Regions from separate parts of the Homo sapiens genome. Here region 2 is linked to region 1. Evidence: read pairs that join two places in POLR2A ChIA-PET (ENCODE). Cell type or tissue: Panc1. All regions are shown on one strand.

The links. Peaks named below come from ENCODE experiments on the same cell type or tissue, not always from the same donor. Only the 100,000 strongest peaks of a DNase experiment are listed, where the experiment ranks them.
Region 2: POLR2A ChIA-PET joins it to region 1 with 14 read pairs; 2 of 35 experiments call an interaction of 5 or more read pairs at or near these places.

What each region holds. Positions count from the first base shown.
Region 1 is chr2:137,953,063-137,958,062 of GRCh38, reverse strand. No RefSeq gene overlaps it. Among named protein-coding and RNA genes, the nearest start is that of HNMT, 8.9 kb to the left of the region's middle. In Panc1, no CTCF peak of the experiment used is centred here; no DNase peak of the experiment used is centred here; H3K4me3 peaks cover 137 bases; H3K27ac peaks cover 484 bases.
Region 2 is chr2:138,766,339-138,771,338 of GRCh38, reverse strand. All of the region lies in intron 1 of NXPH2 (neurexophilin 2), which reads left to right. Among named protein-coding and RNA genes, the nearest start is that of NXPH2, 12 kb to the left of the region's middle. In Panc1, no CTCF peak of the experiment used is centred here; no DNase peak of the experiment used is centred here; H3K27ac peaks cover 358 bases.

The sequences.
Region 1 (5,000 bases):
TCTTTAAGTTTTCTTGAAGTTCTAGTTAAATGCCTTCCATCTTTTAAAAAGATAAATTTTTGTGGGCTTGTGAAACTAAAAGTAGTTGTATATATATTCATAGCTAGTAGAGCCACTGTATCTAAAGATTGTCAATAAATCATAAATGATAACCTAAAGATAGTCTCTGGGTAAGCAGCCCCTTGACATCGTGTTATTAGGCAAATTTACCAATGTGAGTTGCTTAAGGTCACACAGCTGGTAATAATGCCATGTATCTTGTTACTATTAATGACTTAGTTGTTTCAATTATGCTTTATTAATGTGGAGTTTATAATAGTTTTGTTTTAATTAACTTAAGAAAGGAAAGGCCCAAAATACCCAATCAGGGACAAACCAAACCATCTTGTGATAGAGACAAAATACTTGGAGGATAATTAATTGAGAAGGAAGAGAGCAGATGGACAGACAAATCCTGTTAAAAGACATAAAGAGTAATCAGTGAAATTCTAGCGATATAAAGCTATTTTGAAATATTTAAGGATGTGAACAAAGAATAAGGCACAACAAAAAAGAAAGAGTCTGTGAACTAACTTTCCTTTTAATAATCAAAAAAAATTTTGTCACCTTGAAAGTACTAGATCTCCTCTCAAAGGTAAAGGTCAGTAAGTATTTAGAACCTGGAAAATTAGCAAGAACTGGACAGCTATCAAAACAAAAAATCAAACCAAAATCCAATAATACAATTCATGAAATGAGCTTTTGTCTTACTGTCCATGTTACAGATGATGCAATCTTCAGTGACTACCGTAAGGGGTAGCACCAGTGTGGAGGTGGGGATCTGGTGAAGGGAAAAGCTTCATGTAAAAGGAATTTTATAAACAGAGGGGTTGTGGTAAGCAAACTTCTCTGGCATCTGGTGAAGAAGTATGTGCTCAATATACCAAAAAATTGCTCAATATACCAAAAAATATAGTCTATCAAATCCCAGGACTAGAACATTCTCCTGGGCTAGAACATTCTCCTGTCTGAGATGCCTTGTAATATGATTTGGCTGAGCCTTATTTTCTCACCTGTGAAATAGAGATAATAATTCCTACCTCATAAAAATTTGTGAGGATTAAAAGAAATAATGTGTATCAGGTTTTCAGCCTAGTGCCTGGCATATAATAAACTCTCTGGTGTGAGGTTGACATCTTTAACTTTCAGTTCCTTCATTTATGGGATGAACACAATAATGCTGTATTAGTCAGGTTTCAATACAAGTGGCAAAATCTCTGTCCAGGATTCCAGAGATAATTTTTAATATGGGTAGCTCATGATAAAGGTGTTGGAAGAACTGAAAAGCAAACAAGGAAGGTGAGCAAGTCCTCAAGGCAGGATGCCCTTGCCACCTGTACCACCTGTAGGAGCAGGTGTTACCAAAGTTCTGGAGCTCAAGCTGCATAGTGGGAGGTAGAACAAGCGCTCTTGAGGATGCTGCCTGAAACATCAGGACATGGGCAAAAGTACCCAGTGTCTCCTCTTCCTGACCCCTCATCTCTACCAATTTTCCCACTTTACTAAAACTAGCTGAAAACCAGTTGGCAAGGAAGTATGGGTGATATAACTTGTAGGATTCAACTTTTTGAAGTACCTAGTAGAGGATGGGAAGGACCAGAAATGTATCTAGCATCAAACAGTCAATAACCAGAACAAGTGCCTACTATAGTAAATTAATTTGTTGTGAGTGGAAAAAGAAAAAGAAAAAAAAGCATAAAGCAAAATACCTAGAATGTATTAAGTACTCACTGAATGCCAGATAAAATAGTGAAAACAAAAGGTGTCTATTGTGATAGCTACAGGTCAATGAGAGCTAGTACTCATGAACTCTTAAAGAAGACTGACTTTGTTTGATGAGGGTATTTGGCTGAAAACTATTTCTTGGGAATGTATCAGGGTTTTGGGAAACTCATCAGCGGGCACCTGATAATGGGAGGTCATTAGGAGTCCCATGATGATGGGATTCCTTTTCAGATCTGAGAATTTCAGAGCTGTCTGTCCCTTTCTCCTCCTGTGCTCGCTGGGGGTCAGAAGATGGACTAATGGGCGACTCCCGCTCCTGCTTCTCTCCATGTTACACTGCTTACTAACTCCCTGTGTGACTTTGAGCAAGCACTTAATTCAGTTGCCTTGAATTTCTTCAGATGTAGAGAACTAGATGCCATCATTCATTTCCAGTTCTAAAATTCTAAGACTACTTGAGTTTACACCTGTTAATCAGAGACACGGCTCATATTTCAGGCTTGAATTAGGATGCCATTTGTAAGACATTTGGCACTCGATGTGTCTCATTCTCTGACTCTTTGGTGCTCCTCCTTCCCTAATACAAATTCAAAGCTACTTTGCATTTCTAAGCATAGATTATACCATTGTGATGCACTAACAATTTGGAAAACATAAGGGGATCAAAGTAATTACCCATATGTTCTCAGGCAGTAGAAAATAATTAAAGTCTGTTTATAAATATGGCTAATTAAAAACAAAATGCATATGAATTCAATGTTTATTTTATTATTTCCTACATAGGACTCTAAGAGTTGTTGTTGTTGTTGTTGTTGTCTTTAAAGACAGGGTCTCACTCAGTCACCCAGGCTGGAGTACAGTGGCACAATCACCACACACTGCAGCCTTGAACTCCTGGGCTCAAGCAATCCCCTTGCCTAAGCCTCCCAAGTATCTAGGACTACAGGCATAAGACACCATGCCTGGCTACTTTAAGTTTTTTTTTTTTTTTTTTTTGTAGCATTGGGAAGTCTCACTCTGTTGCCCAGTCTGGTCTTGAACTCCTGGCCTCAAGCAATCCTCCTGCGTCGGCCTCCCAAAGCAGTTGTTTTTAAATATAGTCAATGCCTATAGAAGAAGTAGCTCCCAGGATGTTGTATAATCAGACATTATACATGGGGTGTCAGTCAGCTCAAGTAGCTCAGAGATGATCTCTGGTAAAATACATTCCAGAGTTATCAATTTGGCACACATTTTGTGCCATCAACTGAAATTTGTAGTTAATAAACACATGGTTAAAAACAGAGGCATAATGTTCCCAAAAGTGTATTTAAAGACTCTCTGCTCTACTACTCCAAATTAATACTTCCACTGGTCCAGTTCTAGCAGCAGTGAAATGCAGATTGGGTCAAAGATGGTGAAGGTTTATGGAGATTAACTCAATAATTTTTGAAAATTTGCTATTTGATAATTCTGAATTGATCTGTAGATGATCTTGTCTCCAAAACTCCATACTACTAAAACAAACAAAAAAGGAAGTAAAGACAATTTTTAAAAGTACAGTGATTTTTGCCTCTCACAAGTGTATGTTCTGTTTTATACTGTGTTTCTAGTTATGGTGCCTAATGAAATGCTGGTTGAAATTGTGACAGGCCAGGTCTCACTAATGCAGGCCTCCATAACAACTGTTTCAGTACTGACTGAGTGGTTAAGTTAAATATTAAAAGTCAGTACCCTTATATAAAGGCTGGAATGTAACAAATGCCCACCAAGAGTTTTGCTTAGGCCTTTCCTGGGCCTTAAAACATGACAAAATAACAAAGGAACTCTTAACAGAACCTATTCAGGATTAAACAAGTTTTACTGTGGGTCTGAAGCAACTCCCCAGGCCTCCACAAACAAGTTTATTGGAGGTCTGTGGGAACTCCCCAAACCTCCATGATTTAGCAGGAGACAAGATAAGGGTAATCACCCCAGCACCTGGACCCATTTACATGAAGTAAATTTACTGAGGCTCCAGAGGAAGGTCTTCAGGACTTAGGCCTTAGTTACGGATTAAAAGAAGTTATTCACTTACAACATTAGATGAATGCACACTTACATGTAGACATATAGCTTAGAAGGTATATAAGCTCTGAAAAACTTTGTAATTTTGAGTTGGTCTGGTGATCCAGGCCTTCTCCCTGTGACTGGTTACAGAAATAAAAACTCTGTTTCTCCCCAATTCATCTGCATCTTGTTATTGGCGCGCAAGGGATAGCTGCCCGACCCTCAGTTTGGACCAGGAACAAAATGTCAAAGTTGATTAAAACTTTTCACAGTACATATTTGGTCTTTTACTAGTCAGATAAACAGTGAAAAGCTCATGTTTTTCATAATATTGCTGCTAGAATCATTTTTCTAAGTTTCATTTTTATCACCTTTTTATCTCTAGTCAGGATAGGAAATTAATGCATATTGGAATTGAATTTGTTTGGGGAATTCGTTTTGTTTAATTTGTTTTAAAATACTAACTGCAATCCAGTATTGAAAGGAGATATAGCTCAAACTTCTTAATAGCCATATCCAGGGAGACTTCCATAGTGAAAATGTGAGCCGAAAGTAGATATTGATGATATTCAAGAAAATAATTTCAGTAAATTTGGAATGAGCCAAAATTATGTATGAAAACTCAACTTGAAATTAGAATTCAAAGCAAGATCCCCATGAATAGAGGATGTTGCAGCTTGCTGCTAGGTGGCAGACAGAGGGAAGAATAAATGAGCTCCAGCTTTTGAGAAATTTAATTAAAAATTATATCAAATCTGGGATTCTCCTGAAAGAATTTGTACTTACTTTAATAAAGGTTGTTTCTCATGGAGAAGCAATTTTAATTTTAGACCAGTGTTGCAATTCTGTGCTAAAAATGGCCTTTCTATGAGATCTTGTTCATTTTTGCAAACACAATATATCCTCCCTACCCTCAGGACCTTCCTTTAGCACCCAGACGGAAGAGCATTTGCCAAAATAATGATAGGAATGCTCTGAAGACAACAGCTCTTCTCTAAACTTTATTACTATAAGTACATACGACAAAAATCCAGACCACAGGCAATACTGAGGTAAGAGGTAAATCACATCTGCTGCTCAGGTAAAAAATTTTCATTTCAAATTTTTAAATTCCAAGAGAGAACCAGAGAAGATCAGTGACTTTCAGGGGTTAAGGGCTGTGGGAGGGTGAGCTACAAAGGAACAGCAAGAGGGAGTTTGTATGGAGA
Region 2 (5,000 bases), 810 kb before region 1:
ATTATATCATGCACAGTACCATGTTCTGTAACAAGCTTTTTTAATGCAATAGCATATTTTGGCTACTTTGATAGAGCAACTTATATTTTTAAAGATTCACTGTATTTCATGGCATTGATATGCCATAATATATTTAATCTTTCTAATTAATATTTAAATTGTTTTGAATTCTTTAATATAGTTGTAAGTATACCTGTAACACAAATTCCTAGAATTGAAAATGTTGGTTCAATTGAGAATGTATATATTGAATTTTGATAATTATAAATGTTTTCTGAAATGATTGTACCAATATAAGGTATTACATTGTATGTGCATGCCTGTATCACACTACCTGAATACTGGTATTTAAAAAAAAATTTTTGACAATCTATTAAAGGAAAGTACTTCATTGTTTTTAACATGTATTGTATACTGTATTACTTATCAGGTATATAAAGCATGTTTTCACATTTAATAACCATTTGTATTTCTTATTTTGTGAATTGCCTTTTTAAGTAATTTCCTGTGTTTCAGTTTTTTACAGCCTTTAAATTTTATAGTTTCTTTTTAATATTGCTCACGCACAATTGTTCTTTATTATTCCTGAATATCTGGTACATTATTAGGTTGTTATGGATATCTTTTTTATGGCTGACATTTTAAAATTCATTTTTGCTGGAATGTAAGGAAAACTATTTATTTTTGTATGTTTATGTTTGTATCTGTTCTATTTCTGAACTCAGTTATTAGTTGTAATATTTTTTATTTGATTCCCCTGGATTTTATGTCTAGACAATCATATCATCTGCAAATAATCTTATATTTGACTCTTTTTATTGAACATTATGTCTCATATTAAAATTTACTCTCCTAGAGAACTGTATAGAATCTTCAAAATATTATTGAATAATTCTGAAATTAAGCATGTTCTCATGTTTCCAACTTTAACATAAACTTTACTAAGTATGAAGTTTATTATTTGTTAATTTTTATTTTTATTTTATGTATGTGTTTTTAGCATTTTATTTAGATACACTGGCTATATTCATAAATGAAATATAACTAAAGTGAAACATGCCAGATTTTTGTATAAAGATTATGGTGGGATTAGAATTAAAAAGACTTCTATGTTTTCCCCCTCACTTCTGGAAAGAGTTAAAATATTTGAGAATTGCTTTTTCTTTGGCAGTTTGTTGGGAATCATTCTAATCCATTTGGGCCTTTTTGTTTTGGGAAAAGAAGTCTTTTATAAACTTTTTATTTCCTTTATGACTACTTACCACTCAGGTTTTTTCCTCAACCAACCCTTATTGAATCCCTTTTATTAACTTTAAAATTATGCATGTTTCTGTATCCTTAAATTTGTTTCACATAAAATTATATATACTATAACCTTAATTTTTAAAAACTTACTGCACACTGTGAATTTGCGCCCTGTTTTGCCCTCGAGTTTGTATTATATTAATTGTTTTGTAAGAATGGTAGCTAGGGGAGTGCCTTCATTTTCTTTCTATGTTTAACAGCATAAATAGAAGACTTGAGGGGCAAATTTCATAGATAAGTTACTAAGAGGTCCAAACTGAATGGAGCCTCAGGGTAAGGGGTGAGCATCCAAAACCCCACGAGCTTTGTGCTCAGGGGAGCCTCCTGGTAGCTGCCTTGGTGCCAGTTTCACGCCTAAATCCTGCTGCACTAAGCTGGGTGGTGGGAATTGGGTGCACATGGGGAAAAAACTTCAGTGTCCTGCCTGCGTGTGGTTCTCCTTTGCCTTTGTTTGGTTACAGCCTGCTCAGCATGCTTGACTTTTCCATTATTTTGATTTACTCTTCTTTGTGTCTTCTGGGGATTCTGATTTTATGGACTCTTTTGGCATCCTTTTCTCTTTCTAGCACTCTTATGCATTTATTCTTGTTTTTGCATTTCTAGTTCTTTTCACTGGGATTTTTGGAGGGAGGCAAGTGCATGCATTCTTTCAGCTTCCTTCATTGCAACTGGAAATCTTGTAGTCATTTTTGGCTCATCTTTCCTCATCCCCTATAATAACCATTCAGTCACACAATCCTATGAAATTTCCTTCCAAGTCCCATTGTAAACTCTCTTCCTCTCCATCCCCAGCCATGTCATCACTATCACAGCCTCCTCACTGGTGTATCTTATTCCAACATGAGCCTTTTTAATTCATCCCACATATCACAGAATCATCTTTCTTAAATTCTCCTTTGATTTACTATACCACTACACTATTAAGAGTGAGATTGCGATTCTCTTTTTCTGAACACAGTGAGTCTAAATTCTTATTCCTGGCTTTCCCAGACTTAAATCTCTCCTCCAATATTTATCACATACTCTTAACTGCGACGGGGCCTGTATGTTCAATGCTCCATGAATATTTCAGAGTGGAGGGAAAAGCGTAGGTTTTGATGTCAGGCTGACTTGGATTCTGGTACTTCCTCTGGCATCTTGGACAAGCTAATAAATCTACTAAATCTGTTTCTTTCCTTATAAAATAATGGTAGTTATTAGCTATCTCAGAGGGCTTTGCTAATTACTTACAAAAAATGTAAAATACCTGGCCCATAACATTAGCTTAACAAATGACAGTTTCCTTTCCATCTGTATTAACTTAGGGTCTTTGTGCACAAGCAACAGAAACTGATTCTGACTAACTTAAGCAGAGAAGAAATTATTAAAATGGGGCAGCTCACAGAAAGGGTATGAACCAGGCATGTCTAGAACAGAATCCAGGGTTTGTGTGTCAGGAAATTGTCAATTAGCCAAGATAATGAATAAATGCCAACCATTTTTTCCCTGTCTCTACAATCCTTGCTTCACTTCATTTAAGATGCTGTGTTCTGGTTGAGAAAGCCTGGTTGGTTTGGGTCATACGCCTTAGCTTGAGAAGGGCAGGGCACTTTGATGAAGAGTTCTGCATATCCTAGGGAATCCACAATAGATATTCCCCTTAGAAAACTTGTGGTTAGCACTCTCACTAAAGAAGGAGCTCTATTAGAGAAAGAGACCCAAACAACTACAGAGAAGACCCATTCCAGCTGTTCATATTAATCCACATGATCTCCACTCATAAATAGTCATAGATAACCAGAGATCACCAGACACTTAAGAGAAATCATCAGGAAAAAAAGGACAAAGAGAAAACAGAACAACTTACCTTGGAGGCAAGCAATAATACAAAGAACTAATTATAATTTTTAAAATGCCCAATTAGTATTCTCAGAGAGTCAAAAAGATATTGTATCCTGAAAATAAGAACAGGTTGCTATGAAGAAAGATCAACTGGGGAACAATAAATAATTATTAGAAACGAAATTTATAACTGACAAAATAAAAAGTTAAGGAGAAGGCTGAAAATAATAGAGATAATAAAGAACATACTGGTGAACTACAAGGTATAGCCATGGAAATCTCCCATGGAAGAGAGCAAAAAAACCAAAATGGAAAATATGAGAGAAGTGTGAAGAGACACAGAGGATAAATCCAGAAAATCCAGTGAAGAGCTCCAGAAAAAGAGGACAGAGGCAATGAGAGGAAGGACATGGTCAAAGACACAGTGTTGAATAGCCTGACTTAAAAATAACAAATTGGTGAAATTTCCATGCTCAAATGAAAAATCAGAAAATTCTAAAAGCTTTCAGAAAAACAAGATAGATTACTTAGGAAAAAAACGTTTTATCTTATTAACAACAAAATAATATCTTTACAGTTTGTAGGGTAGGAGATATTGAATCAATAGTCAAATTATCAATCAAATATGAAGGACAGAAGAGGAAAAAAATAGAGAAGGTAAAAATGATTAGGTGCAGCAAACCACCATGGCACATGTATACCTATGTAACAAACCTGCATGTTCTGCACATGTATCTCAGAACTTAAAATAAAAAAAATGGTATTTGGGGGCATGCAAGGGTCTCAGGGGAGCTACTGCTCTCTCCATTTGGGGAAATCCTCAAAGAGGTGCTGCAAAGCAAGAGAGAGATAGAGCAAAGGGATGATGAGGCACACAGTTGCACTCCAGTCTGAGTGTGACTCAGTCTCTGCTCCTGGGAAAGCATGGGGTTCCATTTCCTTCTGTGGTCAGGCCACACTGTGACTCTATAGGGGGTTCCACTGAAGGGTTCCACTGACGTTATATCAGCTTCATAAGTGCTATTTATTATTTTGCTGTTTTTGAAATGGATTTATATTCAAAGCATGAAAGATTTAGATATTGCTTAAGAACAGAGTATAATATAATAAATATTGATGAACTAAAATCATAAAAATTTGGAGGTGAAGGTAATACAAGAGGTAAAAGTGGGCAAGCATGCCAGGTTCCTTATCTTACATAGTAAGAAGTTAATAGAAGCCATCTAATATTAATAAATTAAGAAATAGATGCAAAGTCTTAAAAGTTACCAAATACTGGAAGAATTAAAAATGACACAATCAACAAAAATCAGTATGCATCTTTGTTTACTTTGTGCTTTCATTTCTTCTACAATTTAAATAAATTAGAAAATAAATTTAAAATTAGCATGTGGAAAAAGCATTTTGACCTTAATGTATATTTTGTGTTTTGTATTTGACCTCAAAATATGCTTCTTTTTTCATAGTGCTTTTGATAAATGTTTATTACTCCGTAAATTTCAAAATGAAGGTGGTCTTTTCAGCAGGGAGAGCTGTCCAGCAGTGGTAAAGTCATGCTCCTGTGGCCATGAGTTGACTTCTGGAAGTGGGAAAGCAGAGGCCATCTGCTGGATCATGCTGTAGGGCAGGGTGTACCAACCTCAGAACTGTTGTCATTTTGAGCCAAATAGTTTCTCGTTGTTGGGAGCCATCCTGTGCATTGTAGGATGCTTAATAACACATCTGGCTCCTACCCAGATGCGAGTAGCACCTTCTCCCACTTGTACAACCAAAAAAAGTCTCCAGACATTGACAAATGTCCCCTGGGGAGCAAAAACAGCCCAGTTGAGACCTGGAGTGGGTGAGAAACCTGCCATAGGTGATTTCTGGCTATG